Linked DNA regions of Homo sapiens: region 2 is linked to region 1. A link is an interaction called in ENCODE POLR2A ChIA-PET data of the cell type or tissue named here. Cell type or tissue: endothelial cell of umbilical vein. All regions are shown on one strand. Links, peaks and the distances in the headings refer to the core of each region. The heading gives the core; the rest is flanking DNA.

Evidence for each region. Peaks named below come from ENCODE experiments on the same cell type or tissue, not always from the same donor. Only the 100,000 strongest peaks of a DNase experiment are listed, where the experiment ranks them.
Region 2: POLR2A ChIA-PET joins it to region 1 with 5 read pairs; 2 of 35 experiments call an interaction of 5 or more read pairs at or near these places.

Annotation. Positions count from the first base shown.
Region 1 is chr11:43,630,039-43,646,070 of GRCh38, forward strand. It overlaps a transcript of HSD17B12 not described here. Among named protein-coding and RNA genes, the nearest start is that of HSD17B12, 43 kb to the right of the region's middle. RefSeq lists an enhancer at 14,095-14,284. In endothelial cell of umbilical vein, for the core only: no CTCF peak of the experiment used is centred there; no DNase peak of the experiment used is centred there; H3K27me3 peaks cover 1,651 bases.
Region 2 is chr11:43,978,231-43,994,262 of GRCh38, forward strand. It overlaps a transcript of ACCSL not described here. Among named protein-coding and RNA genes, the nearest start is that of C11orf96, 44 kb to the left of the region's middle. RefSeq lists enhancers at 4,124-4,624, 4,625-5,125. In endothelial cell of umbilical vein, for the core only: no CTCF peak of the experiment used is centred there; a DNase peak (open chromatin) is centred at 9,611.

The DNA.
Region 1 (16,032 bases), core at 3,572-11,571:
CTGGATCAGGCAGTGACTCTTGGTGTAAACTTCTATAGTAATTTCTTTGTCTGGAAAATTGGGTTAATACTCTATCTGGCCTACAGGGTTCCTTATACTATTAAATGAGGTAAACATATGGGTAAGCATTTTGGAAAAGTGAAATTTCAGTCCATGGAAAAAAAGAATTGAATGGGGAGACCAATTTCAGCCTTTTGGTTGTATGACTCTGGGCAAATCATTTCCTTTCTCTGGATCCCTGTCAATTAAAAAAAGTGAAAATTGGACTAGATGATCTCTAAGTCTTCTTGTAGCTTTGACAACCTGTGTTTCAGGATGATCATTGACAAGATTCTAAGGGGCCCAGCTATACTCAAAGCGGGGATTTGTAGGGTGCCCTTTTGTTTTCTGTTTACTCAGATTAATGCCCTACATTCTGTTTGCTACTCATGCCTCTGACTTTGTAGGGGATACTACCTTGGAGGGTACTCCAAAACAGGACAAGCATATCTAGGTATCTCTGGTGGCCACTTTTGTCATAATGTCCAGCAGTGAGGTATCTTGCCACAGATTATACTGTGGAGGAAGGTTGGATATTCAGCCACCTCGACTTGGCTGTTTCTACAAAGTTCATCTCCTTTTAAGAACCTAGCTGGATGGCTTGGTAATGAAGGGTACAAAAGGATGAAGGTTCAAGTGGTTGGATATTTACTGCTTTAATTAATATTCTTCTATTGAAACATTGATCTTTAAGCAAGGTCTTAATAGCTTAATAATTTTTTTCTTTCTTTTTTTTTTTTTTTTGAAATGGAGGTTTGCTCTTGTTGCCCAGGCTGGAGTGCAATGGCACAATCTCAGCTCTCTCCAGCCTCCACCCCCCAGGTTCAAGCAATTCTCCTGCCTCAGCCTCTGGAGTAGCTGGGATTACAGGTGTCCGCCACCACGCCTGGCCCATTTTGGTATTTTTAGTAGAGATGGGTTTTTGCCATGTTGGTCAGGCTGGTCTCGAACTCCTGACCTCAGGTGAACCGCCTGCCTTGGCTTCCCAAAGTGCTGGGATTACAGGCGTGAGCCATAGCGCCCGACCAATAATTTCTTTTTTAAAAAAATGTAATTTTGTCTTTCAAAAGTCAGGGCTGTTGGTTTCTTGGACACATGGCTTGGACTACAAAGGAGACTGAAGGTTGGTGCATTCAGAAAACAGATGGTGGACATTTTGGCCTAAAAAGAAAACTAAGATTTTTTGAAGAAATATAGGTTGGGCAGAAAGTAAAGGATCCCAGGCATCTCTTTATAAGTATTTAATAAGAGAGCTCTGAGATAGTAAAGGATCTTCCAAACATTTCCCTTCAAAATTCCTAAAGGCATCTTCCAATTTTTCCAGAACATGTCCCATCCTAATAGGCACCAGCTGAGCTCCTTCTGACCAATCCTATAAAAGGAGACACTTAACAGGAATGCTGAGAGACAGTAGGTTCCTACATGAGGCGGCTGCATGAACAAATAAAAGGTGTTCTCTCTCTCTGTGTGTGTGTGTGTCTCTCTCTCTCTGCCTGTCTCTCTCTCTCTCTCTGTCTCTCTCTCTCTCTCTGTCTCTCTCTCTCTGTCTGTCTGTCGCTCTCTGTCTCTCTCTCTCTCTCCCTCTGTCTCTCTCTCCATCCCTCCATTCCTCCCTCCTTCATTTCTTTCATTGTAAGAATTGTTCTCCATTAAACTCTTAGCTGCTGTGGTCTAAACGTATCTTGCAGCTACACATTGCAATGGGCTATGGATTCTGATACCCTATTGGTATTTGATAGAGAGCTGACTCTCCAGGGAGTTGGTCATTTGTTCTGAATCGCGGCTTCGGCTACGGACCAGGTACCCTCCGTTTTGCCCCTATCGCACTGTTTCCTCTTTGGCCTCTCATCCCTCTTCACAGGCCCACACCTGGGTTGGAGAGGGCTCTGGGGGCAGCTGGTCGGTTACTACTGAGCAGAGTGTGTGAGTGAGGGAGGGGGAGGAGGAGGGGTAAATGGTCCGAAACATTTTTCTTCTAAAAAGTTGTCAGAAAGCGCAGATCCTAATCTCTTCGTTTGGGTCGTTATTCTCTATCACGACCCTGGTTTACGATTTAGGAGTTTCCTCTTTTGAGGTCTTTGTCATCTATTTAAGGAGATAAACAATTCAACACTTCGTGTGGCCTTGGTAAGTCATTTTACTTCTCTTGTCTTCATCTATAGAGTAAATGAATTGAATTAGATGATCTCTGAGGACTCTTCCAACGTGAAGACCAATGCTTCCAGTACTAGGCATGTAAAGCTAATTGGGAGATATTTTTTAAATGAGTAAGGGAAGCTCCTGACATCCTGTTTCCTGAACAGTGGAGAGTCTGCACAGGATGGCACAGCATGGAACTATTTAACCTGTGAACTTCGTTTTAAAAGAAAGCTGATGTCATTGGAAGGGTGTGGATTTCCTAGTTTTTAGATCACCATGGATCCTTTATGGCTCTTCTTTCCTACTTATGTATTTGCCATTTTTTTTCCTTTAAAGGATTTATTTAGAAGAGTGGTAAGGGGAGGTGGCCAACAAACTAACTTATTTATTGATTTTTCTGGAAAGTTCTTGGTGACTAAAGGAAAATATTGAGAAATGTCTTTGGATTCCAGTGGCCCATGCTGCTTTTTAGCCCCATTTTTGGAAGCAGTTCATGTTGACTCTATAAACGATTCATGTAGGTAAGTTATCATAGGTACAATGTAGACATTTCTACACATATATTTTTGTAAGTGGACATTTGGGCATGTTGGCATGTCTTTTAGACGAGATTTGTAAGGAAGTGGCATATAGCTGAGAGTGGATGGGCATGCTTCATTCAATTCTGATACTATCAGTAAATATTTTCTACTTCATACTTTTTTATTATAGTTCCTTTATTTAAAAAGAAAAAAAACAGAGAAAAGCATAATATGGTATGTTTTGGTTATAATGTAAAGAGGAGGGGTTTTGAAATATAAATTTAAGGGATACAAGTGCAGTTTTGTTGCATGGATATATCATGTAGTGGTGAAGTCTGGGCTTTTAGTGTAACCATCACCCATAATGTATGTTGTACCCACTAAGTAATTTCTCATCTAAAAGGAGGTATCTTTATCTTTTCCCATACAGTTTCGGTTCAGTGAAAAAATGTGTGTTTCCTTAACTAGCTCAGTCACATGTAAATCAATAAAATCACAATTTAAAGACAACAGGCCAGGCACGTTGGCTCCCGCCTGTAATCCCAGCACTTTGGGAGGCCAAGGCAGGAGGATCACCTGAGGTCAGGAGTTTGAGACCAGCCTGGCCAACATGCTGAAACCTCGTCTCTACTAAAAATACAAAAATTAGCAGGGTGCGGTGGCAGGCACCTGTAGTCTCAGCTACTTGGGAGGCTGAGGCAGGAGAATCATTTGAACCCAGGAGGCAGAGGTTGCAGTGAGCTGAGATAGTGCCACTGCACTACAGCCTGGGTGACAGAGTGAGACCTTGTCTCAAAAAATAAATTAAAATAAGTAAAAATAAAATAAAATAAAAACAACAACATAGCACACATTTTAAAGATGGCCTTGTGGATTCTGAGAGAAGGAGAATGACTGAAGGGAGAGGTTGAGAAAGAATGTTTTTAGCTGTTCCACGTAATGGTCCCACCCTAAATGGTATGGAAGAGTAGCTATCAAGAGAGCTTCAAGTTTCAGAGATTATAAAACTCTTGGCCATCTTCCCTTGTCCACATCAGTTTTTGAAAGACAAATGTGGCTGGGCACGGTGGCTCACACTTGTAATCCCAGCACTTTGTGAGGCCGAAGTGGGTGTATCACCTGACATCAGGAGTTCGAGACCAGCCTGGCCAACATGGAGAAACCCCATCTCTACTAAAAGTGCAAAATTACCCAGGCATGGTGGCGCATGCCTGTAATCCCAGCTACTTGGGAGGGTGAGGCAGGAGACTCGCTTGAACCCGGGAGGCGGAGGTTGCCGTGAGCTGAGATCACACCATTGCACTCCAGCCTGGGCAACAAGAGCAAAAACTCCATCTCAAAAAAAAAAAAAAAAAAAAAAAAAAAAAAAAAAGAAAGACACATGTATAAGATACCTTAAGATACTTTAGCATTTCTTTAAAAACAGGTAATTTGCAGATGAAATTAAAGAGAAAAAATAACCTCAGATTGGTCACCTGTTTTCTCTTTTCTTTTGCTTCTTCCCTACCAAAGGATGAGGGACCTTTTACCCTAGTCTCTATGGCTGAGCATGACTTAAAATTTAAGTCAGGTAAAACTCTAGTCCTCCCACCAATGCCTCTACCTCTCACCGCTGGAAAAGTCCAAATAATCCATCTCTTCCACCCCCACAAACTGCTATAATTTCACGTTTACTGAATTAACTAAATGATTAAAGGAAGAATGCATTTTTTTTCCTCTGAGCCTCAGTGAATTTGACTCTATAGAAAATTAACACCATTACGTATAGCATAGATTGGTTTACATAGACCAGTACTGAACTCTTAGGCAAAACAACCCCATTTTAAACTGTGTGACTACGTTTAAGTATTGTGGTCTCCTTTTCCCACTCTCTTTGCTCCCCATGCACACTGATTATTGAGAGAAAATATCTATTCGAAATTCCACAGGATCTTGTATCCAGTTCTCTCCAGTGTTCGATTTAAAGTAACATCCAGGAGGGTGGGATTGAATGACATGAGGTGGTCCCACAGAAGATGGGCTTGGAGCAGTTCAGCGAGGATATTAATTCCATAACAGAATTGGTTGGAATTAGCCACTTTAAAGAGGGCTTCTATTTAAGAACGCGTGTGTACTGTCACTGATGACAGAATAAAGACTTCAGGATATTGTTAAGAAAATTAGATTCCAAGTGGAAAAAATTAGAATATGGCCTGGGTATTAGAGAATAACTGTTAGCTTTGTTGGTGTGATAATGCCTTTGTGGTTGTGTAGGAAAATGTCCTTGTGCAAGATGAAATACTTGGGAGTAAAGTGCCATGGTGTGTGCAATTTCCTTTAAAGTTATCTCAGCAAATATAAAAAAAACAGATGAAGAAAAGATGACAAAATGTTAATAACTATGAAATAGAGATGATGTAGATACATTGATACTTGTTATATTCTTCCTACTTTTGTTTGTTTGAAAATTTCCATAGTAATAGTGAAAAAAACTTTTAGATCCAATATTGTAATGTTAAAAAATACCACACATAAATAATAAGGTAAAATCTTATTGAGATAATATTTTTTGTGCATGCACAAGAGGGGAGCCTGGATTTACAATTTGTCCAGACTGACAGGCAAACTCAGTGTTCTTAGTGTATGGTAACACATAAACTAATAGAGAATGAAAATCCCGTGCAATAATACCACTTATTTTATTTTTTAAAATGCATTTTAAATTATAGAATTGAGTTTGTAGAAAAGCACAGGAGACATAAAAAATGAAAACAAAATAATTTTTATTTACATATTACATCTTATTATCAGTTGTTCAGCTAAGTGCTGAAATGTTTGGGGTTCTGAACCCAGGGGTTGGAGGAGAGCACCTTGAAGATAGTTACAAACACAAAAGGGTTTGAGGACCTTGGACTCATGCATGGGAACTTGAAAGAGAAGTTAGAGTAGCCAGTATCATGGTATAAAGTAACTGAAAGTCTGAAGAGGATGAGACAAGTTTTGAAAACATAAACTATACCAAGATGATTTGATTTGAATGATCTTTGGAATTACCAGATTAATGTGCTTCTTAAAAATGCTTCTTTTGTCTTCTGAATAGTTATGACTATAGTAGCTATGTTCTACCCAGGTAATGCAATGCTTTTTGGATATGTTGGGATAGCATTTGTTTATCACAAAATGTGTGTGTTTATGTATTGCCATGAGGATACAGAAAGGAAATATACCTCAAATAGGGAAGGGCTTGTTTCTATGTAGTATTCTGGGGATACAGAGCCAAGCTTCAATGGTGTTGACTTTAGGTCTTTTGATTATTTGCTGTACACAGGTACATGCCCAAATATTAAAAATATAAGTATTACCCATATAACCCTTGAAAGTCCCACTTTTGTTTAAACAGGAAAGGACAGCTTTCCCTCTGAATGCCTATTTATTTTTCAAATAATAAATTTTAAATGGGCTCATTTTAAAGTAGCAAGCCTCTAGTGAGAACTATGTTGCACCGTATTAAACTTACCATTTGACCCTGTTCTCAACATGGAGATGGTTTTAGTAGACCGGAAGCCTTTAGTAGGCTTGCTCTTCCAAAACTGCTGCTGCTGTTGATTTACTGGTAGCAAAGCTGGGCTGTGTCCTAGGAGGAAAGGACAAGCGAATCCAGAGTTCTTGATTCCTTGGAGTTTGCCTTTTAGCAAAAGAAGAAGGAGCGTAGTTCAACAGTTAAGGTCCTGGACTAAGAAACATGAGATAGAGGATATATTAAATTCTTAAAATTTAGGCATATCTCTGGAGTTACCATTACATGAATAAATGGTCTTCTTTAAAAAAACCAAAAAACAGAAATAGGATATATTACATCTGGGTCCAGATCTATTTTTTTTTTTTGCTAGCTGACTACTGACCTCAGTGTCTGCATCTGCAAATTAAGAGACTCCGATTAAATAATAATTGCTGACATTTCTTCAGATTTTTACTGTGTCAGGAACTGTTTTGAGTGCTTTACATTAAATTTTTTTAATCTTCACAACTCTATAGATATTCTTTTTGTTTGTTTGTTTAATTTTTTCAACCTACATCATGCTTTGAAGATATTCGTAATATGCCTAATTCATCAATTAGGAGATAAGACATTCTGAGGTAATCAAGTGCTCGATAATCAGAGAATTTTCGAGATGGAGGGGCACATGGAAATCACCTCATCTGGGAGGCAGTGTGTATCATTGTGATTAAGTGGGCAAGCTCTGTACCCAAAATGTATGCCGTTCAAACTTGGATCTCATTAAGTATATAGGTTGAGCAAATGGCTTAACCTTTGTTTACCTCAATTTTCTTGTCTATAAAATGAGGATGATAATAGGATCTGCATTATAAAGTTGTAGTATTAAATATGCAGTGCTTAGAACAGTGCCTATCACCTAGAAAGCTCTCAGTAAATGTGAAAGCTAATGAGGGTGAGACTGATGATGGTAGTGACTGGATAAGTGGACACTGGTGTTTTTCCTTTTTTTTTTTTTTTTTTTTTGAGACGGAGTCTTCCTCTGTCACCCAGGCTGGAGTGCAGTGGCACAATCTTGGCTCACTGCAACCTCTGTCTCCCAGGTTCCAGCGATTCTCCTGCCTCAGCCTCCCAAGTAGCTGGGATTATAAGCATGCACCACCATGCCCAGCTAATTTTTGTATTTTTAGTAGAGCTGGTATTTCACCATGTTGGTCAGGCTGGTCTCGAACTCCTGACCTCAGGTGATCCGCAGGCCTTGGCCTCCCAAAGTGCTGGGATTACAGGTGTGAGCCACCGTGCCTGGCTGACACTATTGTTTTTCTTAGAAGAATGTGCTACAGTAGTATTAACAGATCCTCTATTGGGTCAGAAACAGGTGCTAGTGATTGTCATGGTCTTAATGGAAAGGATGGGGTTATCATCAGTGATACAGAATGGTTTTTTAGAGAAAGAAATAATTATGTTGAAGACGCAAAGTTAATAGGAGACTGTTCGTTCAGAAAAATGTGTGTTAATTTGTAATTCAGCAACAAGTTCATAGAAACACAGTGTCCATGAGCTAGGAAGGTGCATGTATTTTTCAGGCTGTTTTTAAAGCTATGAAATTTCAATAATGTGTAAGAGAAAAAGTGATATGTAAATACCATTGTGGATGGGGAGGGGTTATATTTAGGTGGTTAACATTAGGCAAGCCAGTGAGTAATAATTAGCAAATTATTACCATGGCCCTCTGTGCACTTGAAGGCTCTCTGGTGGAGTCAAGGGTAGATCTGCCTCTGTGGCATTTGTCAGAATGCAGATTTTCAGTGAGGGCTTTGTTAAATAAACCATCAGTGTCTGGGAGGGGGAGGGAAAGCAGACTGAGAGAGGCAGCAGTAACACATATAGAAATGAAGTCCAAATTCGGGTGCTTATATGGCGATATTCCAGTTTCTCTGGATCATCATAGACACATATAGAATGTTCGTGCTAAATGGGACCTTGGAGATTGTCTGGTACAACCCCCTCATTTTACATTTTACTTTTCTATGAGAATAGAGTTTGGTGAAATCTGGCCAGGATTTCAGTACAGTGAAATCAGGGAAGTTTGTGGTGTGTTTAAAGAGAGATTTCATGTTAGGATGAAGGGAAAGCGGACATTCCTTCAGTTTTAGAGTGATGTCCAGGTAGGAAAGTAGAGTGGGTAAGGCAGTGAATTTTCCCAAATTAATTAAAAGAGGAAGGGAAAGAGGCAGAAAGGGCAAAGAGATAATCTAATTTTATGCTAAACAGTTTTTGAATGGATTTGTAGCTAATGTTTAAAAGTTGATGAAAAAGAAAACTCTTATTTTATTATTTCTAGGAACTTGGTTTTCTTAAACGGAAAGGGAAGTTTGGGGGAGAGCTTGGCAGCATTGATGGTTCCAGCAAAGGAAGGATCTATTTGCATCTAGTGTTGAACCTAGTAAGCAGTTTATGTTAATCCCTTACTCTTTTAAGATTAATATATCGTGGTGTTTTAAATAATTACTTATAAATAAGTTTATGCCTAATGCTTTCTTTTAAATAACAGTGTGTCTCAATAGGACTAATGAGTCAGATTAATTTGGCATGGAGTTCTGAGCAGGGAAGGGGACTGAAGTCCTCTTTCAGAACACTAAAAATGCTTTGCTACATTCCTTGACAGTTTCCCGAGACAGGGTTGGGTTGGAGGGAGTCTTCCCGAAGATTTAAGGGCTCCCCACTGTGCTAGCTCCCCAGTTCCAATAGTGTCGGGTCTGAATAAGGACACTTGTGAAAGTCCACATCTCTAGTGTGTCTGTTTACCTGGAGAAAAATAAGCCAACAGCCCTGAGGGTGAATCAAAGATAAGATTTTTATGGCTCTGTACCCACTTGTGTTTTATTTTTTATAAAAAGCATTATTTACCTACCACATCTTTAAGTACTTCAGAAAGAAGCTTTGAGTTTGTCATTGTTTTTAATTTAAAAAGGAAAACATTGCACTTTTTTCTCATCTGCACTTTTGTAAGGTGTGGAGATATTAGAGGCTCTCCATATTGGACGCTTCAACCTTGCCTAACAGCACAGCCCGCCCACCTTGCTGGGAGAAAGGCTTCAGGAAAACGAGTAGAGCTGAGGGCTGAATACTATCTTAGTTTAGGTCTTTCTTCTTTTTGCCTTTTGGTTCTGCTTCCCTTGGCTGCTCCCACTTCAGTATCTGCTTGTTGTGCTGGGTAATGGAATCAAGTTAGAGATGAAGAAACTGAGGCACAGCCTAGTTACAATCCCTCATTTTGACAAGGCAAAATGAGAGGGAGCACTCAAGCCTTTAGTCTGGGTGGAGACAGTAGGTCCTGTTGCTTCTGCCCTAGAAATTGCTTGGGCTTGTGAGTTGACATCTCTTCTATCCATAGAAGGAACCTCTGCTTAGTACTTGCAAACTTGTACCACAAAAGTCACATCCTTCAGGGGAAAAAAAAGAGAAAAAGAAAAAAAAACTAGCTTAGGAAACCAAAGGTTGCCAAGAATGGCATAAGGGAAAGCAATTTTTTAGTGTCTGTGCGTAGGAATTTTATACGTTCTATGTTGCTGTGAAGCACCAGGGTCAGTTCTGAGCAAGATACTTTTCGTGAAATGAGGGGTGGTGTCTGCGGTTGGCATTCTTTCTTGTGGTTCTCACTCAGCTGTGCTCTCCAACTTTATTCACCTGTATGAGAACCCTAAGCGGGATGCCCTGGTGAAGAACAAGAAATTGCCAGGGTCTGGCAAATTGCAAGTCCACAAGTACCTAGTAGGGAGTGAAAATTGGTTATGTTTGGAGTATGGAGAGATAAGCTTAACTAAACTGTGAGTAAACATGAAAACAAAAATAAAATCAGAATATGCCCGCAAATGCTGGGGAGAAGAATGTTAGGCATTTTATTGGTCTGTTAAAAAAAAAAGTGGGGAATGGTGGATTCATAGAAGAAATAATTAGAAAACTGGTGTAGGAAAAACACTGTGGGGAGGGGGGAAAGCAGCACAATTAATTCTCATTCCCCCCCTCTAAAGTTTGAAGTAGTAGATCCTTATGGGGAATGAAGGGAATATGTAAGAAATCGTAAAATTTTCTAAGCAGAAAATAATTTTTCTTTGGAGAGGAGGCATGTGAGTTCATGAATGTAAACCTGCATTAAAAAGGAGAGACAATTGTGGGCAGAAAGAGGGAGAAGGAGAAGCAGTATAATCGTTTTTAAAAATTCAGCCTAAATTGAGTATTCAGCATTTCCATCTTAGAGTATGTAGGGTTTTAAATATCTCTGTTCGAGAAAATTGATTTGAAGATAGAAAGGCCTTTCGAAACTTAGAAATTCTAGGGTTTAGGTTTTTTTCTTTCATATGTTTATTTGAAGCTTAGACTATAGAAACTATATATAAAATAAGAATTGTTACGTATTAGGAAATTTTTAAAATAGATAAGGCTAGTTAATTATTTAAATATATTGAAAGTATTAAAACTATTGAGTCATAAATAAGACCCCCAAAATATGTCAGTGGCAGGGTAAAATGCAGAAAAACTAAGTATATCAGAAACTACTATCTGTGATAAAATTCAAAATGGGGTTTTTAATTGCAGCATTAATTTAATTTAATTATATTTCAGACTTGCTACATAAAATTAGGACTCAAAAATACAAATATCTATATGTCCATCATGATTTTTTACAGAACAGAAGTAATCATAATCATTTACTTGTTTTTTTTTTATTTCTATAGGAAAATAGCAAAAATTTCATCTCCTGAAGAAATTTGAAGATTTTTTTGGATATTCTTTTAAAGGTGAAACTTTTCTTCTTTAGGTAAGGAAACGTTTTCTATTGTTTATCCATGGGTTGAAAAGAGCATTTCAATTAGACGAAAGAAGTATCATGTACTAAAACTTTGCTTATCTTAACTGATGTAAAACATCATGAAGATGATAGAAAGCAGGATTTTTAATTTAAATAAAGCAAAAGTAGTTAGAAATTTTTCATTTAAAAAAGATTAATTTGTTGGGGAAAAAATGAGATAGACCCCTTTTTTTTTGCACTTTCTCATAGCCTGAATAAGAGGATTCCCATGATCCATCTTTTAAAAATATTTAAGACATAACCAAATTAAAATAAAAGTTATGATTCTGGCACAGAGTTTTAAAAAATATTTAGCAAAATCAAAAACAAGAGAATTTTCAGACATCTAAAATATTCCTAAACACAGATGTAAACTAATGTGATAAACTATTTTGATAAATTTGAAAGACTGGTCATTGTTTTAAAAGCAGGCCCGTGAATTAAAGTTAATTAAGATTTGTGCAGTAACAGGCAAACTTAAACTTTGGTATATACTCACATGCTGGGAAAATATTTTTTTGTAGGGTCAGAATGTAAATATAAATAATTTGTTTAATCAGGCAAGAACCTGTACTTTGTGTGTGAACTCTTTTCAGTGTTTGGTAATTGTGTTACGTTGATAACATAAGAAAAGGAGACAGACTAACTTTTTAAGCATATTAGAATATTTGCAACTCATTCTATTTTTGGCAATAATTCTATTAGTGCAGTTTACTTCCATGAACAGTATAAAATACATACATGAAAATCAGATTTTTAAAAGCAGATTACAAGTGCAATTAAATTGTCTAAACAAACATTTTAAATGCTTTGAAGTATTTTATGAAATTAAAAGAATAAAACAAGTAGTTTCAGAAATTATAGAATCTGTTGTAAATATGCAAATTTGCACATTCTAGCTTTGTCACCAATGCCACATTTGGGAAAAGAAATAGATTGCAATGTTTGTCTTCTATTAACATATATATATTCTTAAAAGTATACAAAATGTTTCCTAATTTTAAACATATTAATACTGTTACGTATAAATATTTTTTAAATCTTAGTATAAAGTTTAGGGTTTTAAAAAAATATACTTTAAAAATTCATGTGGTGAAATAGAATCTAAAAACTTGAGGGAAATTACTAAATTTTTTGGTATAAATTTGAAGAGTTCATTTCTAGAATACGTTTATTTTCTTCTTATAAAGACATTTACATCAATATTAAGTATATAGATTAAGACCTACTTAAATTACTTAATTAAAATATACTAAACTTCTAAGTTATTTTTAAAAGAATGATGTGGGTAAACTGAAAAGATCATAAAATTATTTCTAATGTAATTTTTACGTAAAGCCCTTTAATATATCAGTTTTTACCTCTTATATTTTGAACCGTTAAAAGAAAAAAAATGACTAATCTCCTAATGGAAAATATAATCTTATAGTACTGAGAAGAGAGTTGTAAGCATGTAATAAATATATGAGATCAGTTTCATTTCTGACTTGTTTTTGAGCCTTTCTTATGAATCATCATGTATTTTAACATCAAGAGAATAATATATAAAATACGCTTTAAAATGTTACAACCTGGTAGCTATTAAAAAAGAGAGGGGAAAAAAACAGAGCTTTGCCTAGCAAAATACTAACTAAAGAGTTAGGTGAGAATTAGAAATGTTCAGATGCTAAAGTAGTATAATAAACTAAAATTCCAAATATATATGAATATATAATTTTTTATATCTTGGTATATGGCATTTGTCTTAATTGTTTAGGAAACTACATATTGTACAGGAGTGAAGAAGTAAATGATGAAGTATTTTCTCATCATAGTTTACTAGATAAAAAATGTACTAATAAGCTAAATGTAATAGTAAGGGGCACATTTAAAATATAATTTCGTAGAGTCTTACTAAATACGTATCTTTCCAACAAGGCTTTAGGTTTTTGCATGTGTATTAGGATTTCTGAGTTTTGTGATTTGAAATTCATGATACATTTTGAGTGCCCTTTCAAATGGCAAATTGTTTCTGTGGAAAAATCAGACATTATGTACATTTCATTTTATATTTGGATGTGAGAAAAATAGCAGATAATTTGGGAGAATTCTAGTTGTTGCCTTAGTGTATGCATCAAATACTAAACAATTATTTTATCTCTCAGTTATACGTCTGGGCATGTTACAGTTTGTACTGTATGTACAAACAGGATATTGAACTTACATTGATGATACAGTGTTCTTTAAACGTGATTGTTAATCTTTACTGAAATTATGGGCAAACTATTTCAAAGAAATGCGTTTTTAAACTCTTATTTTTAATTAAAATGAGAAAAACCTTGAAGGAGTTCATTTATGAATAAAATATGTAATTGTGCAGTCTCCTGAAAGAATGAACTCTTAGTTTATTTTTCAAATTTTATTAAAATGTTTCTTTACTTGTTGCTTGTTGGCATTTTAAAATTAAAAAGTAATAAAGCAGCATTATTATATTTCTGATTATCTATCAAGAGAGTGAAAGGGAAACCAAAGTATATTGACACAACCCAGGTTTTCCCCTAAAAAAAACTAACTTCAAATTGAAAAAATATATTGCCCATATTTAATATTTCTTATTAGGACTTACTTGGAGTCGCATAATTTTTTTGAGACAATATATTGGAGGAAATTTGTCTTATAAAATGGAGAGATGTAGAACATTGTGGGCAGTTATAGGATAGTCTTTCTCTCTTGTTGCTTCCCAGAAGTTAGAAAACAGATTTTAAATTAATAGTGTTGAGTACACGAATCTCTGGAGTATAATAACTTAGAAAAATGTTGGAAAATGATAAAGTCGAAGGGGAAGATTAATTGAAGTTAAGTGTCCCCTTTTCAAATGGGAAGCATTTGACACTATGAGGAGTGCTCTAGAGATTAACAAATGTTTCTCTGTCAAGGATAATTTTCTGAGCAGTTGAGGTTGTTTGTGTGATAAGGGAAGGCGGCTAGATAGCGTAACTATAGGTGTTTGAGAAAATTTCCGAAGTTACTTTCAGATTGAAAGGGTGAAAGTAGGTGCAACAATTGGCCGTTGGGAGGGGAAAGGGTGCAGGGCTCGCCAGCCCGGCGCCACTACAGGGTTAACCGCGGCGGCGCCCGGTGCACACTGGGAGTTGTAGGCCGCGGGCATTGTGGGAGTTGTCGTAAAAGCCTGCTTTCTTGCCGTGATGGCCGCCGCCGAGGCAGGGAGTTGAGGGTTTCTGCCTTTCGGAGGGTTTGGGGGGCTGTCGGTCCCGTTAGAAGGCCACCAACAGCCCCCCAGGTTGCCAAGGGCCTGTTAGTTGTGTTCCTGGAAGGTGGGCAAGCAGCCTGATGGGTTAACATTGGGATTTGCCGTCGTTATAGCGGTCAAGGGGCCTGTAGCGGCTGCAGGGTCGGTGAGGGTTCCCAGCCGGCCGGACCTTGGTCGTCTGGCATTCTGCCTTTGAAATATCTGGGTGGCCGGCGCCTAGGCATATGGGGTTGTGCTTTCTGTGTTGTGGTTTGTAGCTTGCATCCTCCACTGTTCTTAGCGCATTTGGCTCTGTCCATATGGCTGTTGGTACTCATGGCCCTATTTGGGGTTGGACTGGGCTCTTTTTCTTGGGTCTGGTGGGATTTAAGCAAGAACTGGAATTTTGTAAGATGTACAGCAGTGTCCTGGGTGTTGTCTGTCTGGTGTGGGGTGTGAGCAGTTGCAGGAGTTATGAACGTGTCCATGATCGTGTGGTTGGCTTTCCCTTGCATGTGGTGAACTTTCCCCTCGTTTGCTAATGCTGAAAGGCAGTGTCAGGCAGTTCCTACTTGTGAAATGCCTTCTTATTAACTTGGATGTGTTCCTAAATCTTGGGAGCTTTGCAATTGCTTGTAGAAAGATATGTGTGCAAAACTGAATTTAAAACGAGCACCAGGGTTGCAGGTACCTTTAGTTCTAGGGAGCCAGCTCCCCCAGGCTTCCCTGGTGCTGTGAAGTTGTTTGAGTTTATTTATGGAAATTAGGTTTGCTTTGAGCTGTGTTACCTTACTCTTGGCTCAGAGTTTCTCTGCATGTTGGGACCCTGATCTTTGATATTGGGTACTGTTTCAACATTTGAGGCTAAATGAAGCACCGTGTACTGATGTGTAATGTCGTGTATCACAATCTCAGGATAACACTAGATAGCCAAGAATGGCAGTACCTGTTTTGTCTGTCTACACGAATTGGACCTCATTGTTTCTGCCACAATGTACTGCTCCATAAATTCCGCCTTATTTCCATGGTATTGTCTGTAAGTTTTGAAATCTAACTGGTCATGAAAAGCCATTTTTCAGGCAGTATTTAAAAGCTTTTTCCCACAAGTAGAACTGGTATCTAAAACATTTTTTCATTCAAGTTTGGTAAGGTGGGAGATTTGAAATAAGGTACAACAGTGGTTTTGGAAATCAGCTATCAAGTTTTAGTTTTAGGGGCCACCACGTGACAGAAATGATTTATAGAGAGAGTAAAAATTGTATTCCATTTCTCTTGGTATTTTAGTGCATATAAAAACTAAATAAACCACTTTCATATATCATTAAAAAGCCCTTTGTGTCTTGTGATGAATGAGGTTTTTATAACTCCCCTATTGTCTGGGTTTGCTTAGAATATAGTAATGGGGCCGGGCATGGTGGCTCACGCCTGTAATCCCAACACTTAGGGAGGCCAAGGCCAGGGGATCACTTGAGGTCAGGAGTTTGAGACCAGCCTGGCCAACATGGTGAAACCCCATCTCTACTAAAAATACAAAAAACTTAGCTGGGTGTGGTGGCATACGCCTATAATCTCAGCTACTCAGAAGGCTGAGGTGGGAGAATCACTTGAACCCAGGAGGTGGAGATATCAGTGAACGGAGATTGTGCCACTGCACTCCAGCCTGGGCAACAGAGTGAGACCCTGTCTCAAAAAAAAAAAAAAAATTAGCTGGGTGTTGTGGCAGGTGCCTGTAGTCCGGCTACTCTGGAGGCTGAGGCAGGAGAATCGGCTTGAACCT
Region 2 (16,032 bases), core at 5,089-13,088, 350 kb after region 1:
AACTCCTGACCTCAAGTGATCCATCAGCTTTGGCCTCCCAAAGTGCTGGGATTACAGGCATGAGCCACTGTGCCTGGCCTCTAGGAAGCTCTTGCTCAAGCTGATCAAGGCTTTGGGCTGCCATTTTGTATAATGTTTTTGAAGGCACTCCTGAAAAGTAATTAAAAGGCAAAAACCCTAACATACGGCAATTTCATAGAGATTGCTACATGTAAATTTACAATGATATATAAAAAGTATCACGTAATCAGGAATAGAATTCAGAGATTCTTCTGTGATCCTGGCAAGGTACAGGCATCAAAGGGCCCAGAACGCTCCCTCCCTGGCTTACCCACTGTCAATGTCCCATCTGCACACATCTACAGGTAGGCTTTGTTCCCTCTTGGGCAGGGAGGAAGTATTTCTCCCATCTTCCCATCCCTTTGAGGTGGGAAAACTTGTTTTTCTTTCCCTGCTTGAGACAAGGCTCACTGGGATTGATGGAACATCTCATCTGCTTAATGCTTCAAAACCCCAGTGAAATAGAATTTCCTGATTCACCTGAGAAGGTGGGTTTTTTTTTTTTTTTTTTTTTTTTTTTTTTTACCAATAAAAGGGAGAACTGTTCCTCTCCCAGTTCTGTGTTCTTCACATTCTCCAGCATCAACTGGTCGGGTAAGGGGTTTTCATTTTTTAATTACTTGGCTCAACCTCAGTGCTGATGGGGAGAGGCTGTGATTGGGGTTTTGTTGGGAAAGCCTTGTGGCACTAATTATTGTTGTTATTGTTCTTGGATAAGGAATGTTTCCAATTGTTTTCCCTTATATCTGGGTAAGGGGTCAGAGAGGTCCCTTCATAAACAGGTTCTGGGAGGATTTTTATGCCTGGCCAAAGTCAAGCTGCTTCTGGTTTCTACTTCATCAAAACCTAATCCATAGCCTGGGTAACATAGCAAGACAAATAATTTTAAAAATTAGCCAGTGGTGGTGGCACATGCCTGTGGTCCCAGCTATTTGGGAGGCTGAGACAGAAGGACTGCTTGAGCCCAGGAGGTCAAGGCTACAGTGAGCTGTGATCACACCACTGCATTCCAGCCTGGGTGATGCAGCAAGACCCTGTCTCAAAAAAGAAAAAAACAAAAACAAAAAACAAAAAATGAATTTACATCAAAGCTTGATGAGCCATAGTGGCATTTGCATGGAGCTTGGGAGATGAGGCCCCAGTTGTTTGTGGTAGTCCTGGCCTTTTACTACAAGGAAAAGAAGCCATTCATAGAGAGTTTAGACCACCTAAGGTGTCCTTCGTTTGATCTACATATCGATGTAAAGTGGGCATTTTTCAGAACATTCTCATTTTATGCCCTGAATAGTAAGTCTCTGTCGTGGCAAGCTGAGACCACCACAACTTGATGTTACCTCTTTAAAATTCACATGCTTCGTTTCTAATTATAAAAGAGATATTTGTTCGTCTCTACTAAAAATACAGAAATTACCTGGGTGTGGTGGTGCATGCCTGTAGTCCCAGCTACTCGAGAGGCTGAGGCAGGAGAATCGCTTGAACCCAGGAGGCGGGGGTTGCAGTGGGCTGAGATTGCGCGACTGTGCTCCAGCCTGGGTGACAAAGCAAGACTCTGTCTCAAAAAAAAAAAAAAAAAAAGAAAAGAAAAAAAAATTGGCAACATTTCAAACATTACAGAAATGTGTAACTTAGATGTAAAAATTTTCTGTAATTCTAAGCCTCAGAAATCACCACCACTCCCTGATATATGTTATTTCCAGATTTGTCTATGCAATTCCAAAAATTTACAAGGATATATAAAAAGTATCACTTAATCAGGAATAGAATCTTGCTGTTTATAGAATTGTGCAACTTCTTTTTCTTCTTTGTAATAAATCTCAGTCTTCCTTTCTTGGCATACATGTAAATCTCTCATTCTTCTTGATAGCTGCCTAGAATTCTGTTGTTTGAATATACCATAGTTTATTTATTTAATCCCCTATTGACCATCATTTGTGTTGTTGTAAATTTTCTTGGCACAATATAGTGATGAATATTTTTGCACCTAAACCCAAAAAAATGTGGGATTTCTGTAGGAGATGTTCTCATAAGTAATCTGTGAATTTGAATGAGCACTACCACATTGTTCTGTAGAAACATTGGAGCAATTTATGTTTTCATCGTCAGCTGTCTATTTTTGCTGCACTCTTATCACAGGATCTTATCAGTCTTTAAAAATCATTGCCAATTGAGCAATGTTTACATAATCGAATTATTGTGGTTTTCTTAGCATTTCTTTATTAGTGAAGTTGGCTTAAACATCCTTTAATATGTTTATTGGGTGCTTTCACTATTCTGTGAATTACCTATTCATGTTCTTTGCTGCTATACTGCAAGGTAGTTTTGTCTTTTTCTTAATAATTTCCAAGAGTTCTTCGTATTTAGGAATAATAATGCTTTGCTTGTCATTTGCTCTAAATATTGTCCCTCCAATTTGTGGTTTGTCATTTGGCTCTGTTTTACGGCCATCTATCTACTGAAAAGCTAGTAGCTTTTCAGTGTGTACCAAGTACCAGGTACTGTGAAATTTGCTTTACATGAATTATCTCATTCAATCCTCACCTCCAACTATGGGGTAAGCGCTATTATCATCATCATCATCATTTAACAGGCAAAGAAAGTGAGGCTCAGAAGCGTACGTCACCTGGATAGTAGAGGGGGAGCCAGGATTTGAGCACAGGCATCACTGCATGGCCTCCCTCAAAGAACATCATAGATGATTGTTTTAAGTAGCCCCAGAAGTAAACCGGAAAGAAGGATTTGAATGCAGTTTATTTGGGATGTGATCTCAGGGAGCAGTAAGGGGATGGGGAAACAAGATGGGGCAGGAAAACAAACAAACAAACAAACAAAAACCAGTACAGATTGCATTAACGAGCACGCCACTGATGTGGGCAGGTGGACTTTATCCGCCTGGGGACCTCTGGGAGCTTGGGTAGCTCATGCCTCCATGTAGCCTACATGAGGGGCAGCCCACAGGGGCATTCTTCCAGCAAGTCCTGGTAACATGGTTGAGGTCAGCTCCTAGAGGGCACAACTCCCTGGCACTTCTGACTTCCCTGGACACTGGGGCTTTCCTAGCAGTCAGAGAAGGCCCCAGGCAGAGAAGGCCCCAGGAAGAGAGACACAATGCTTGCAGCAAGAGGCACAAGTTGGGGTATATGGATATGGGAGGGACACAGACAGGATTTACTCCCACAGCCAAGTTTATCTTTTAAAAAAAGGGTGGGGGATATTTTTGATCAATGTCAATATGTTAAAGAAAAACACTTTTCTCCTAATGCAACACTACATATGTCCATCCTAATTATGGCTGCTCCTCCTTCCTCGCAGCTGGCAGTCCATGGGTGTTGGATGGGAAGGAATTTGTCTTCCTGTGCTCTTCCTCTGGGAAGTTTGCCTTGGGAGGCCCAGAAGGCCACCTGGGAAGTGAAGCTCTAGGGACCCTTTGCTCAGAAGCCTCCTCTGGGCTGTCTTGGCAGAATACCCAGTCAGGAAGGGTGTGGCCGTGGTGCCCATGCCCCAAGCCACCTTTGGTCAAGGTTTCCAGGGAGATGAGCTGGTGTTCCTGTGCTCTGCTCCCCTCTCCCCGCCCAGGGCAACTTCACAGACTCCTTTTCTCTTTCCACCTCCCTTCAAAACATTCTCCCCACAAAGGAGCTGAAAGCTCAGAGTGTATCATCTTGAGTCCTGGTCTGTTTGTGACTTTGAAGGAGTTGAGTAGCTAGAGTCCGTTTGCTGAGAAAGCTTTGGTAAACTTTGGTGACAAAACTCCCTGGAGCAGAGGGGGAGCTGTTGGTGGGTTCTCGGGTGACAGAGCCCAAGCCTCACCCAGGCTAACTGCAGCCTGGGAGCTGTGGAAGGTGGCCGCGGCTCAGCTGGCTCATCCTGCCCTTCATCTCCCTCAGAGGTGGTCCCAGAACCACCTCTCTGTCCTGCCTCTCCCACCCCAAGGCCCTCTTTTTTTTTTTTTTTTTTTTTTTGAGACTTAGTCTCTGTTGCCCAGGCTGGAGTGCAGTGGCGCAATCTCGGCTCACTGAAACCTCCACCTCCCAGGTTCTAGCGATTCTCGTGCCTCAGCCTCTTGAGTAGCTGGGATTACAGGCACATACCCCCATGCCCGGCTAATTTTTGTATTTTTAGTAGAGACAGGGTTTCACCATGTTGGCCAGGGTGGTCTTGAACTCCTGACCTGAAGTGATCAGCCCGCCTCGGCCTCCCAAAGTGGCAAGGCCCTCTTGACCACTCCCTGTTTCTAACCTTTTCTCACACAACACGTCCCCACTTTACCTGCTTTCTTTATTGATGTGTGTGAACCGCCCGCATGGGGAGGCAGGTGCGGATGTGTCTGCTGAGCACGTGGCCGAGTCCCTGGCACTCTGACCTGGACCTGGCTCACAGGAGCTGGACTCTCTAACAGGAGCCTGGGAGTCAGGGGTCCAGGGCTCTGGTCCCGACTGAGCCATGGAATTGCTGAAGGATCTGGAAGTCATTCCTCCTGTGGAGGTTCAGGTCCCCAGAAGCGAGTCTGAGTAGGAGAATTGTGTGCAGAGCCAGAATTAGGGAGTGCTCTTGGGATTCACACGGTGGGAGAAGAGAGGAGGCAGGAGTGGTCAGAGGAGCGGTGGGCTGCGGTACAGCTGGCCTCTGCCCAGGTCACTCTGAGGCTGGGGTGGCCTCGAATCTCTGTTGCAAGGGCAGGCCTCCAGCCCCTAGTCAGTCAGCCTTGGGTGCAGGTGCCTAGGAAGGGGTGCAAGACAGAGGAGGGGCAGCTCTCTCTGTCTGGGGCACACCTAAGGGTTGGGAAAGAAGTCCCTCAGCCTTGAGGGGATCTGAGTGAGCATCACAGAGCCCACCCACAGCCTTGCGTGCCCTATTTTGGCCCATCCCCCATTGGAGGTGATTGTGTCTCTCCAGCAAGCTCTCAAGGAACTTGAGAGAGCAAATAGGATAAGAGCATAGGTAAAAGGGTTTTAGAATAAAGGTGCTCCAGGAAACAGTCGATTACTCGGAATTAATTAGAGAAAACAGGAGACCAAGTTTGAATTAGAGAATATTATTAAGGAAAAAGAATTATTTTGCATTCATTTCTGTACTCATCCGGAAATATTTACTGAGCACCTACTATGTGCCTGGTGCAGGGGATGTGGTCCAGGACTTCATGAATGCACTTTCTAAGGAAGGGAACCAGCCACGGGTTATACCTGAAGGGCAAGGGTAGGAACGAAATTGGTGCTCTGTGCTGTAAGGGGAGATGGGAACCAGAGAATGATTGCATTGAGATCATGAGGAGCTTTCTAAGGAACGCACTGAACAGATCGAGGTATTACACCCAAGTCACTTTGTGAGTCACTTGTTAAATATTGCCTTCCATCAACAGAATCATGAGGGACCTGGTGGAGGGCAGGGGAGAATCTAACAGACCTGGTTTGGATTCCAGCTCCTCAAACCACTGCCTATGGCTTGGGTGGGGGTGGGGTAGGGGGGTGGAGGCATGGTGGTGGGGGTTATGTGACCTCCTTGGAGCCCCAATTCCCTCATCTGTGAAACTGATAAGAAATCTGTCAGGCCGGGCGCTGTGGCTCACACCTATAATCTCAGGACTTTGGGAGGCTGAGGCAGGCAGATCACTTGAGGTCAGGAGTTCAAGACTAGCCTGGCCAACATGGTGAAACCCCCTCTCTACTGAAAATACAAAAATTAGCCAGGCATGGTGGTGCACACCTGTAAGTCCCAGGTACTTGGGCGGCTGAGGCAGGAGAATCACTTGAACCTGGGAGGCAGAGGTTGCAGTGAGCCAAGATCGTGCCACTTCACTCCAGCCTGGGTGACAGAGCGAGACTCCATATAAAAGAAAAAAAAAACTGCCTTGCAAAGACGCTGTGAGATGAGACATAATGTATATAAAATTCCCAGCCTTGTCTCTGGCATGTGGTAGGTGTCCACTACACGTGGCCATTATTGTGCACTCATTCCAAATAATGATGCAATGATTTCATTATCTTCAGAATCACCTTAGGTTGTAAGAAAAAAAAATGCTTTGTGTAGCTATACCATTAAAATCTCTCCCTCACCTTTCTGTCCCATTATCTGCTTTACTTAGACTTGTTTCAAAATAACTTTTACCTGCTGCTGAGAATGTGTTATTTGCTGGCCTAGGGAGAGGAGACCCAGATGAATGGACTATGGGATCACACCTCCTCTGGGTACAAACAGAAGATGGGAGTGCAGGTTATCCTCTGCCCTGCAACTCCACATATGCTTGACAATGACCTAGCCGGGCTCTGAATCCAGGAATGCTGGGACCAGACACTGCAACCAGGCTCAGAATAAATTAGCAGTGACCCAGAGTTTGTGGCGTCCGAAAGGACATTTCTCTGTGGATCTTGCCAAGATGTTCATTTCAAAGAAAGCCCTGGCTTCTTCAGGCTGCCTTTCCCGTTGGCCACATGCTTCCCCTCGTAGGACAATGTTGCACAATTGGTTTCCCAAACAGGGGTCAGGTCCTGTCCCTTTCCTGTCACAGCCTTGCCCAGCAGAGGGGAAATTGTTCTAAGGGTCTAGATGCGGAGAGCAGGTGGCATGTGTCTGCTGGACGGAGCAGAGGCTGCTGGGAAATGGCCAGGGGCTCTTCGAGGCCACCAGAGGAGTGGCCCTGGGCAGGGGCAGTATGCCAGGGAGGGCTGGGGAAGGGGACCTTCATATCACAGCCTTTAGATCCTCCTGGGTAGAGTTCAGAGCTGGATCCCAGGGACCTTCGAGTTGGAGGGAAACTCGGAGAACTGCAGGGCTAAAAGGGGCACTTAGCAAATCCACGAGAGGCAGGGTGGCAGGAGACCCAGGTTCCCTCCTGGCTGCACCAGTACCTGGAGTGCTTTCTCCCTTTCTCAGAGCCTCTTTTCCTGTCCTGAGCATTGGACGCTGCCTCCGCCCCCCTCCCAGTGTGGTTTCAAGGACCATTCAAGATAATGGAAGGCAAAGTGTTTTGAGAAGGGAAGTGTACCTCCAGTGTGAGAGGTGATGTTAGTTAATGATTAATACCTGGGGGCTGTGTTTCCTGGCAGGAAGCTGGCAGGCAGACAGGGAGAGGAGACCAAAGAGAGAGATGGGAGAGCCGAGGCCATGGGCTGACGTTCCCAGAAACCCAGCCTGGACCATTTTCTTAGGCAGGATCTGTTGCTGTGGTAGGAGGAGCTGTTCTTCCTTCTCAGTCTGCACAGTGGCTTCTGCCCATTCAGTTGTTTATCTGACAAATAATTATCATGTCTTCTCCCCTCTGCCCTGCCCACCAGGCCCCAGGACAGCACTGGGCTAAATGCTGAGAATGGGGTTATGAGCAAAATCCGGCTCAGTCTCTGCCCTTGAGGGGCACGGTCTGGTGAGAGGGTACATGGCAAACAGGAAAAGAGAAATACAAATAGTAGATGATTATCATGATCATTGTCACCATTATTAATATCCAACCGCCTTCTTAACATTTCCCCTTGGATGTCTAAAGACATCTCAGGCTGGGCGCAGTGGCTCACGCCTGTACTTTGGGCCGGCGGATCACCTGAGGTCAAGAGTTCGAGACCAGCCTGGCCAACATGACGAAAACTCATCTCTATAAAAATACAAAAATTAGCTGGGCATGGTGGGGAGTATGCCTGTAATCCCACTGAACTCCAGCCTGGGCGACAGCGTGAGACTCTGTCTCAAAAAATATATATAATAAACAAACAAACAAATAAATAAAAATAAAGGCATCTCCAACTGAACTCATCCAAAGCCGAGCATTCCATGTCACCCTCCCCAGTCTTATTAAATGGCATTTATGGGTATCGGAGAGCCAGAGACGTGGGTGCCATTCCTCTTCCCCTTCTCTCACAGCCATCAATTCCTTCAGCAAGCCCCATCATTTCCACCACCTAAAAGCTCTCTATAAAGGGTACGCTTCTTTCACCAACACTGCCACCCTTCAGGTGACATCATCTCTCATCATGACCATTGCCAGCGCTTCCTAACCTGTCTCCCTGCTGTCTTTTTCTCCCACCCCACCCCCACCCCCCACCCACTCTTTTTAAAGGAAAATATGATCTTCAAACATAAAACTGGATTCCAGCAACCCTCTTGCTTACAACCCTTCTCTGGCTTGGCACAGATCTCAGAGTAAGACCCGGGCTTTACATGCTGGTCACGAAGCCCTGGGTTACCTGGCCCTGGCCAGCCTCACAGACCTCTCCCGGGGCCTCCCTCTGCCCCCTCAGGGTGCTCCAGCCACCCACTGTGGCCATTCTTTGATGACAATGCTGAGCTCTTGCTCACTCCAGGGCTCTTGCACCTGCTGTCTCCTCTGCCTGGAAAAACTGTTTCCCTGGAACTTTACTGGGCTGGTTTCCTTCTTATTTTCTGGGATCAGCCTAAATGTCACTTTCTCAGAGAGACAATGAAGACCCAGCCCTTCTCTCCACCAAAGGCATCTCAACGTTTGCCTGCATCACATGAGTTTGTCAACTGGGATAATCCTTTATTTGCTCATTGGCTGTTTGTCTCCCCCATAAGTGCAGGGAGCTTGTCTACAGGGTTTGCGGTGCAAATTCTAGATTCAGTGTATGAGACACCCCAATAAACTTTTGTTAATGAGATGATGGTGAGTGCTCCCTCACCACCTCCATCCCAGAAGAGGTGAAAGCAAGAGCTCCTTAGAAAGAGCCAGAGACAGTGTGATTCCAGGACTCTGGAAAGTAAGTTCTAGCAATTCCCCCACTCCAAGTACTGGCATGGTGTGGCACAGCGGGGCCTGGGACCCTGGCTGCTCTCCCCAGTGACCTGCCCCCCACCCCCGAGTCTTCTTCAAGAAGAACAAGCAATGGATCCTTGACTCCCCTGTCACTGTTGTAGGGACACGCCCATCAGGATTTCCATCCCTTTGTCCATCCTTCCATCCATCCATTTATTCAACAGATACCTACGGAATCTTCTGAGAACCTGAAGTTAGAAGACCTGGGTCCAGGTGGTGGCCCCTGCCACCAACCCACTCTGGTAGCTTTGGACAGGTCTCTGCCTCCTTCTGGGCCTCCGTTTGTTCCTTTGGAAAGTGGGAGTGTCTGGACCAGATGGAGGAATTTCCAGACTCCTCCTTTCAGAAACGGCAGCTTCCGTGGCCCAGGTGGGAAGGTGTGGCGGGGGACGGGGCTGCAGGGTGGCTGACTCAGAGCCTAGGGAAGCCCCAGTCGCTGCTTCTAGCAAGAAGTTGGCGCTAGGTATCCTTTGGCCTGTGGTCAGTGTCCAGCTGCAGCTGCTGTCTGGGAATGGAGGGAAGCAGGACAGGAAGTGGAATCTGGGTCACCAGTCCCCCAAGCCTCCCCCACAGCACCTCCCCCACTCCCTGGCTGGCTCTGCCTCCCTCTGAGCCACAGCGGTCATCCAGGCCAGGTCCAGTGACTGTTTCTACCCGGTGAAAGGAGGAGGAGGCATCACAGAGCCGGAGACCTGGCCGACTTCCCAACACAGCCCGAATCTCTTCCCAGTATAATCCAGCGCTCGGGGGGGTCAAGGCCAAGGCAGGGTGGAATCCCGACAGAAGTTGGTCTGTGGCTGGGATGTGGTGGGAACAATAATGTGCGTTTGGCAGGCAGAGAAGATTTTTCCTTTCGGGCATTTCAGACAATGCTTCTTCCCCCACCCCCCCGCAGGGAATTTTCCTGGGCCAAGAACTGACAGACCCTGAAAGAATCTGCATGGAAAATGGTTTCAGTCCCAGGGGTTAGAGCTGCTTTTTCCCACCCCCACAGGAAGGATGAATGTCCCTGATGCCCTAGCCTCAGCTCCACCATGAGGTGGACCCTTTCTTCTGTGAACTTGATCCTCTCACTGGAAAGTCTCCTCTCTGCTTTTAGGGACAGTAGTTTACAAAACTAATTCATACTAGGGTGTGAACAACTCACTCCCTGTTAGCTGTTAGGGATCTCTGTTCCCCCGCTAGGGGGAACCCTGGCAGGGCCTGCCTGGAGTGCCCACACCACTCTCCCTTACCCTTCGTGTTACCTCCAAAACACGGGGGTTCGTTTGCCTGGTGAGTAACAAATAACTCTTCATCAGAACTCAGGTTTTGATCAATAGGCGTTTTATTACTTGGCGCAAGTAAGGAGCTCCCTGGGAATATTCTCCAAAACAGTGTCTTCTAGAGGGAAGGTGACAGGAGGGTGTTACGGAGCCATGGAGAGGGGAGAGGTTGCATCATCGCATGTAGAAGGGGGTCTCGGTGGCGTAGATGCAGTGAGTCATTTTGCCAGCACACAGGCCGAATGTTAGAATAATAAAGCTACAGCTTCTCCCAGGGCAGAGACTTTAGCGTGGTAATAAGGAAAGTTCACTCAGGCTTATCACTAAGCTGCTGGGGTCTGTCAGGGTCTGTCACCTACTTAAGCAAGCAGGCCACTCGGTTCCACACAGGGTTTAGGAAGAAACAGGCTGCAGGGCAAGAGGCTGCAAAACAGGATGATTGCTCTTAAATTCCTCTAATCCTAGGAGACCATTTCTGTCTGCTGATTCTCTCTTCTTTTTTTTTTTTTTTTTTTTTTTTTGGAGACAGGGTCTGGGCTGGACTTGAGCTCCTGGGCTCAAGCAATCCTCTCTCCTCGGCCTCTAGAGTAGCTGGGACTATAGGTACATGCCACCACACCCTTCTCCCCAAACTTCCTACTGCTGTGGTCCTCACCCGCAGCCAAAAGGCAGGTGTGACAGTGCGAAAGATTGGTCCTCCCTGGGTTCTAACTGGTGAATCACAAACTCGGTTTTCTTCACGGGGAGCTGGTCTAAGGTCAGATTCAGCCAAAAGGCAGGGGACTAACAGTGGCGTTTAGGGCATGTGCAGGCTGCAGACTTTGTGGCCAGGCCTCAAGCTGCTGTGTGGGGAGGCTCAGCGCTGGGTTCAGCTCTGCCGCTCATCAGCTGTGTGGCCTTGGACCAGTCACTTTACCTCTCTGAGCCTCAGTTTTCTCACCTGTGAGATGATGACGATCTGGCCTGGCAATGATGCCACAGAGTCAACAGAAGAGGAACAGGGGAAGGTCTGGGTGAGAGGTGGGTTGCAGACAGTCGGAGCCCTCCACGGATCTCCCCTCCCCCGCCTGCCTTCCTGCCTAGGCTTGGCCAGATGGTGGGAGCTGGGAAATGCAACAGAGCTGCACGCTCCTGGTCTATTTTGAGAAGCCTCCTGTTTCCTTTCCTGCCTGGGGCCATGTGGTTACTGCAGGTCTCTGCTTACAGGACAGGCTCAGAGGGCCTGACCTTGGCCTTCCTCTGCCCCTCACTCCCAGCCCTTCCCTTCCTCGTGGTCTGGACCCCATAAATCCCCATATCCTGGTTCCCAGCCCAGGCACCATGGCCCCCACCCAGCAGGGGTGGAGATCAGGCTTTCACAGGGGATTTGGGGCAGAGGACTTTCCACTTCTCTGCACTATGGAGGAGCCAGTGAGCTGTCCCACCACATCCAGGTCCCTTTGCTGCAGAGCCTTGCTGTTGGTGGCTGCCAGCATCTCCAGCTTACTGCAGGGGTTGGGGGTGGAGTCTTCCACACTCTCCACACAGCTTCCTCCAGAGCCTCCTCAGGGTCCTGCAGAGAGAAAGGGCCACCCAGAACGCTGGCGGCCCCGCCAAGAGGTCAGGCAGCCCCTGGCTTGTGGCCTGCCTTGTCTGAGTTCCAGGTCAGCAGAGGAAGTGGTGGCCCCACATGCTGTCAGTCGCCATGCCAGAAACTTAGCAGCCACCCATGATTCCTCCCTCTCCCTTACTCCTCCCTTCCCAGAGCCCTGACCCCAGCATGCCTGGCTTTGAGTCCCACCTCTATCACTTACCAGATCTGTAACCTCTCACCTCTCTGTGCCTTAATTTACTTGCCTGTGAAGTGGAGATCAGGAGAGCACCTACCTACTTCATTGGTTTGTGGGGAAGAGATAATAGTTAACACTGACAGAGTGCTTAGGACGTTGCCTGGCTATCTTAGTCCGTTCTGCTGCTGCAACAAAATACCTTAGACTGGGTAATTTATAAATCATAGTAATTTATGTCTCATTGTTCTGGAGGCTGGGAAGTCCAACATCAAGATACAAACAGATTTAGTGTCTGGTAAGGGCCTGTTTTCTGTGGGTCATAGATGGTGCCTTCTTACCGTTTCCTCGCGAGGTAGAAGGGAAGAATTCTCATCTCTTCAGCCCCTTCTGAGGGCTCTAATCCCATTCATGAAGTGGAACCCTCATGCCTTAATACCCCCTAAAAGCCCCTCCTCTTAATACTATCACATTGGTGATTAAGTTTCAACATATGAATTTGGGGAGATGCATTTAGACCATAGCTCTGGCACATAGCAACTGCTCAATTAATGCTAGGTCTTGTTATCAAATTGGTCAACACATTCCACCCACTCCAATTCTTTGGGATTGCTTCTGCCTCCTAGATTTCTGTCCTCCTTTAGCCGCTCCTGGTGCACTGCAGAATGCTTCTCACTGGTTTCGCCATCTCTTTCTTCCACCCCACTAAAGCCAGGGGTGTGCCGTGGCTCACACCGTAATCACAGCACTTTGGGAGGCCGAGGTGGGTGGATCACTTGAGGTCAAGAGTTCAAGACCAGCCTGGCCAGCAGAGTAAAATCCTGCCTCTACTAAAAATGCAAAAATTATCCAGGTATGGTGACAGGTGCCTGTAATCCCAGCTACTTGGGAGGCTGAGGCAGGAGAATCACTTGAACCCGGGTAGCAGAGGCTACAGTGAGCCCAGATCATGCCACTGCACTCTAGCCTGGGCAACAGAGTGAGACTGTGTCTCAAAAAAGAAAAAAAAAAAAGTCTGATTAGTGTCACAGGGTTTTGGAGTCAGAGAGATTCATTCATTCACTCAACAAATATTTATTGAGGGCTTACTACATGCCAGGCCCTGTTCTGAGCACTGGGATATGGCAGTGCCCTATGCAAAGTCTGAAGCTTGTATTCCAGTGGATTTAAATGCCATTCCTGCTACTGGGTGGACTTGGACAACTTCCTAATCTCTTGCAGCCTCCATTTTGTCATCTGCAAAATGAGATCACAGAAACCTGCCTCATGGGCACACAGCTGCACACACAAAGTGTATGAAATATTTCCCAGGTGGTAGCTCTAGAATGAGAACAGTGAGGATGGTGTCATTCAATTCCTAAGTTTCCATGGTTCATGCTGGGCTCAGGTGTGGCATTCAAGCTGTCCAAGATCTGGATCCAATATACACCCCCCTGGCAGGGTGTGGTGGCTCACACCTGTAATCCCAGCACTTTGGGAGGCTGAGGTGGGCGGATCACCTGAGGTCAGGAGTTCAAGACCACCCTGGCCAACATGGCGAAACCCCATCTCTGCTAAAAATACAAAAATTAGCCGGGCCTGGTGGTTGGTGCCTGTAGTCCCAGCTACTCGGGAGGCTGAGGCAGGAGAATTTCTTGAACCCAGGAGGCAAAGGCTGCAGTAAGCTGAGATTGCACCACTGCACTTTGGCCTGGGTGAAAGACAAGACTCTGTCTCAAAGAAACAAAAACAAAAACAATCCGCACCTCCCCCAAAGCCCACCAGCCCAGGATCTAATGACTCCCTGATAATCAGGCCACCCCAAGTGTCTCATTGCTCCTCAGACAATTTGGTCCCTTCATATCTCTTAACTTTGCACACACAGTTCTCCTATCTGGGAACTTAAGCCCCCTCACTTTCTTTTCTTAACAATCCCCTCCCTCCCCATCTTTTTTTTTCTTTCTTTTTTTCCTTTTTCTTTTCTTTCTTTCTTTCTTTCTTTTTTTTTTTTTTTGAGACAGGGTCTCACTCTGTTGCCCAGGCTGGAGTGCAGAGGCGTGATCATGGCTCACTGCAGCCTTGACCTCCTGGGCCCAAGGGATCCTCCCACCTCAGCCTCCTGAGTAGTTGGAACTACAGGTTCACGCCACCATGCCTGGCTAATTTTTGTATTTTTTTTGTTGAGACCGGGTTTTGCATGTTGCCCAGGCTGGTCTCAAACTTCTGAGCTCAGGCGATCCCCGCCTCTCCTGAAGTGTTGGGATTACAGGCGTGAGCCACCGCGCCCGGCCCTCCCCCATCTTTTCAAGGCAGCTGCATCTACATGCTTTGCAGGATAGTCTTTCCAGCCTCTCACACAGGACAAATCCCTCTTAGATCTGGGCTCTTCCTGCCAGGTGTCCACGCTTCCAGTACATACCTTCCCATAGTATATCATTACTGTGTGGCCTCAGCTGCTGGGCAGGAACGGGTTGCATTTATCTTTGTGTTCCAGAGCCTAGCACTGGCTTGGCATATTGTGGACACTCATTGGCATTTGATTAGAGATACCTCTAATGACCCACTTAGTTTACCCAAGTGAAAGGTATGATCAATGTTAGAGATTCATGCGCCACTGGAAGAGAAAGGCATTGGCAAGTGCCATCCCCACTACCAGCTGCAGCAGATATATGACCTGAGTGTCACTACATTCTAGTGTCCCGGAACGTATTCATTAGTATAGGTGCAGTAACAAATAGACCACGAAATGTATAATGGTTCAAACACAGTGGAAGTTTATTTCTCCCTCATGTGAGTCTGAAATGAAGCCTCCTGGTCTGCATGTGGCTTTCCTCCTCATAGTAATTTGGGGAGCCTAGCTCTCTCCGTCGTGTGGCTGCACCCTTATTCAGGTCCTGTTGTCATCCACATCCAGCTGGCAGAAAGCGAAAGTGAGAACGTGGAGGAGGCACAGCTGCTCTTAAAAGCCTTGGCTCTGAAATGGCACATGTTGCTTCTGTTTGTGTGCTAGAGCGGAATCACAGTCTTCCAGCTATGTGTTTGGAGACTGCAGGGCAGACCCGCAGACCTCAGTACAGGGTGTCGGGCTGCTGGTCTGGCTGTCCCCACTCCCCAGCCCATGCTGGGCTGAAACAACCTGAGCAATTCATGGGGTATGGCCCCTCCTGGTCTATTAGGTAGACAGAAGGGCTGGCCATTGGTCAGGGCAGGGGCAGGGGTAACTCCGTGCATCCCATGGGGTCGGGGTGCTAGGTCAAGCCCTCTTCTCAGGGGCCTGAGAGCTCTCTCAGGGTTCTGGGACAGAGTTTTGTAGCCACAGGATTCAGACTCTGGCAGGCTGTGGCTCCTCTTCCTTCTCCAGAAGTGGGCTGAGCTGTGTCCTGAGTAACATCCTGGCCGCTCGGATGGTTGCAGCTGGTTAGGGAAGAAATATCCAAGGCCCCGGCACCATCTAGGGAGCAGTGACTACGCCTACTTCCATGGCAAAGTGCTCTTAGCTGCAGTTTGAAAGGGATCTTTGAAAGCCTTTTCCCCAACACTTCCAGCCATTGGAAGCTGAAACCAGCCTCCTGGACGCCCCTTGCCGGAATGGGCAGCATCACTCAGCCAGAACAACGAGCATCCTGGATGGCTCCTCAGCTGCCTGCCCCCTTCTGTGCACACCCCACACCCAGGCTGAGAATCTCAGGAAACCTGGGCAGGAAGGATCCCTATACTAACCATCTGGTCCAGTGGTCCTCAGTGGGGATGTTTGGAACTCAGTCGGGGCATTTTGGATTGCTGCAGCGATTGGGCGGTGAACGGGCATTTAGTGGGCAGAAGCCAAGGATGCTACAGATTCTGGGACATGCAAGAAAAAGTATCCTGTATCTTGCAAAACCTGTGCCCAGATGCATATCCCTGTAGAGTGGTGCTTCTCAACTGGGCTCCATCCCAGAGTTCCTGATGCATCAGGTTTGCAGCGGGCAGATGAATGTGCATTTCTGACAGCTCCCAGGTGATTCTGATACCGTGGGAAACACACTTTGAAAACCACTGTTGTATGGAGATTTGTTTTTAAACACCCAAGCCTAGAATATAATTCTGTTTTACATTTAAAGACAGTATTTTTTGCATTTCTTTTATTCACTTAACTTTCTTGGATTACAACTACTGTATAGATCAGTCTCTTTGGTTTAGTCTGGAACTTTACCAGGAGTTGTTCACC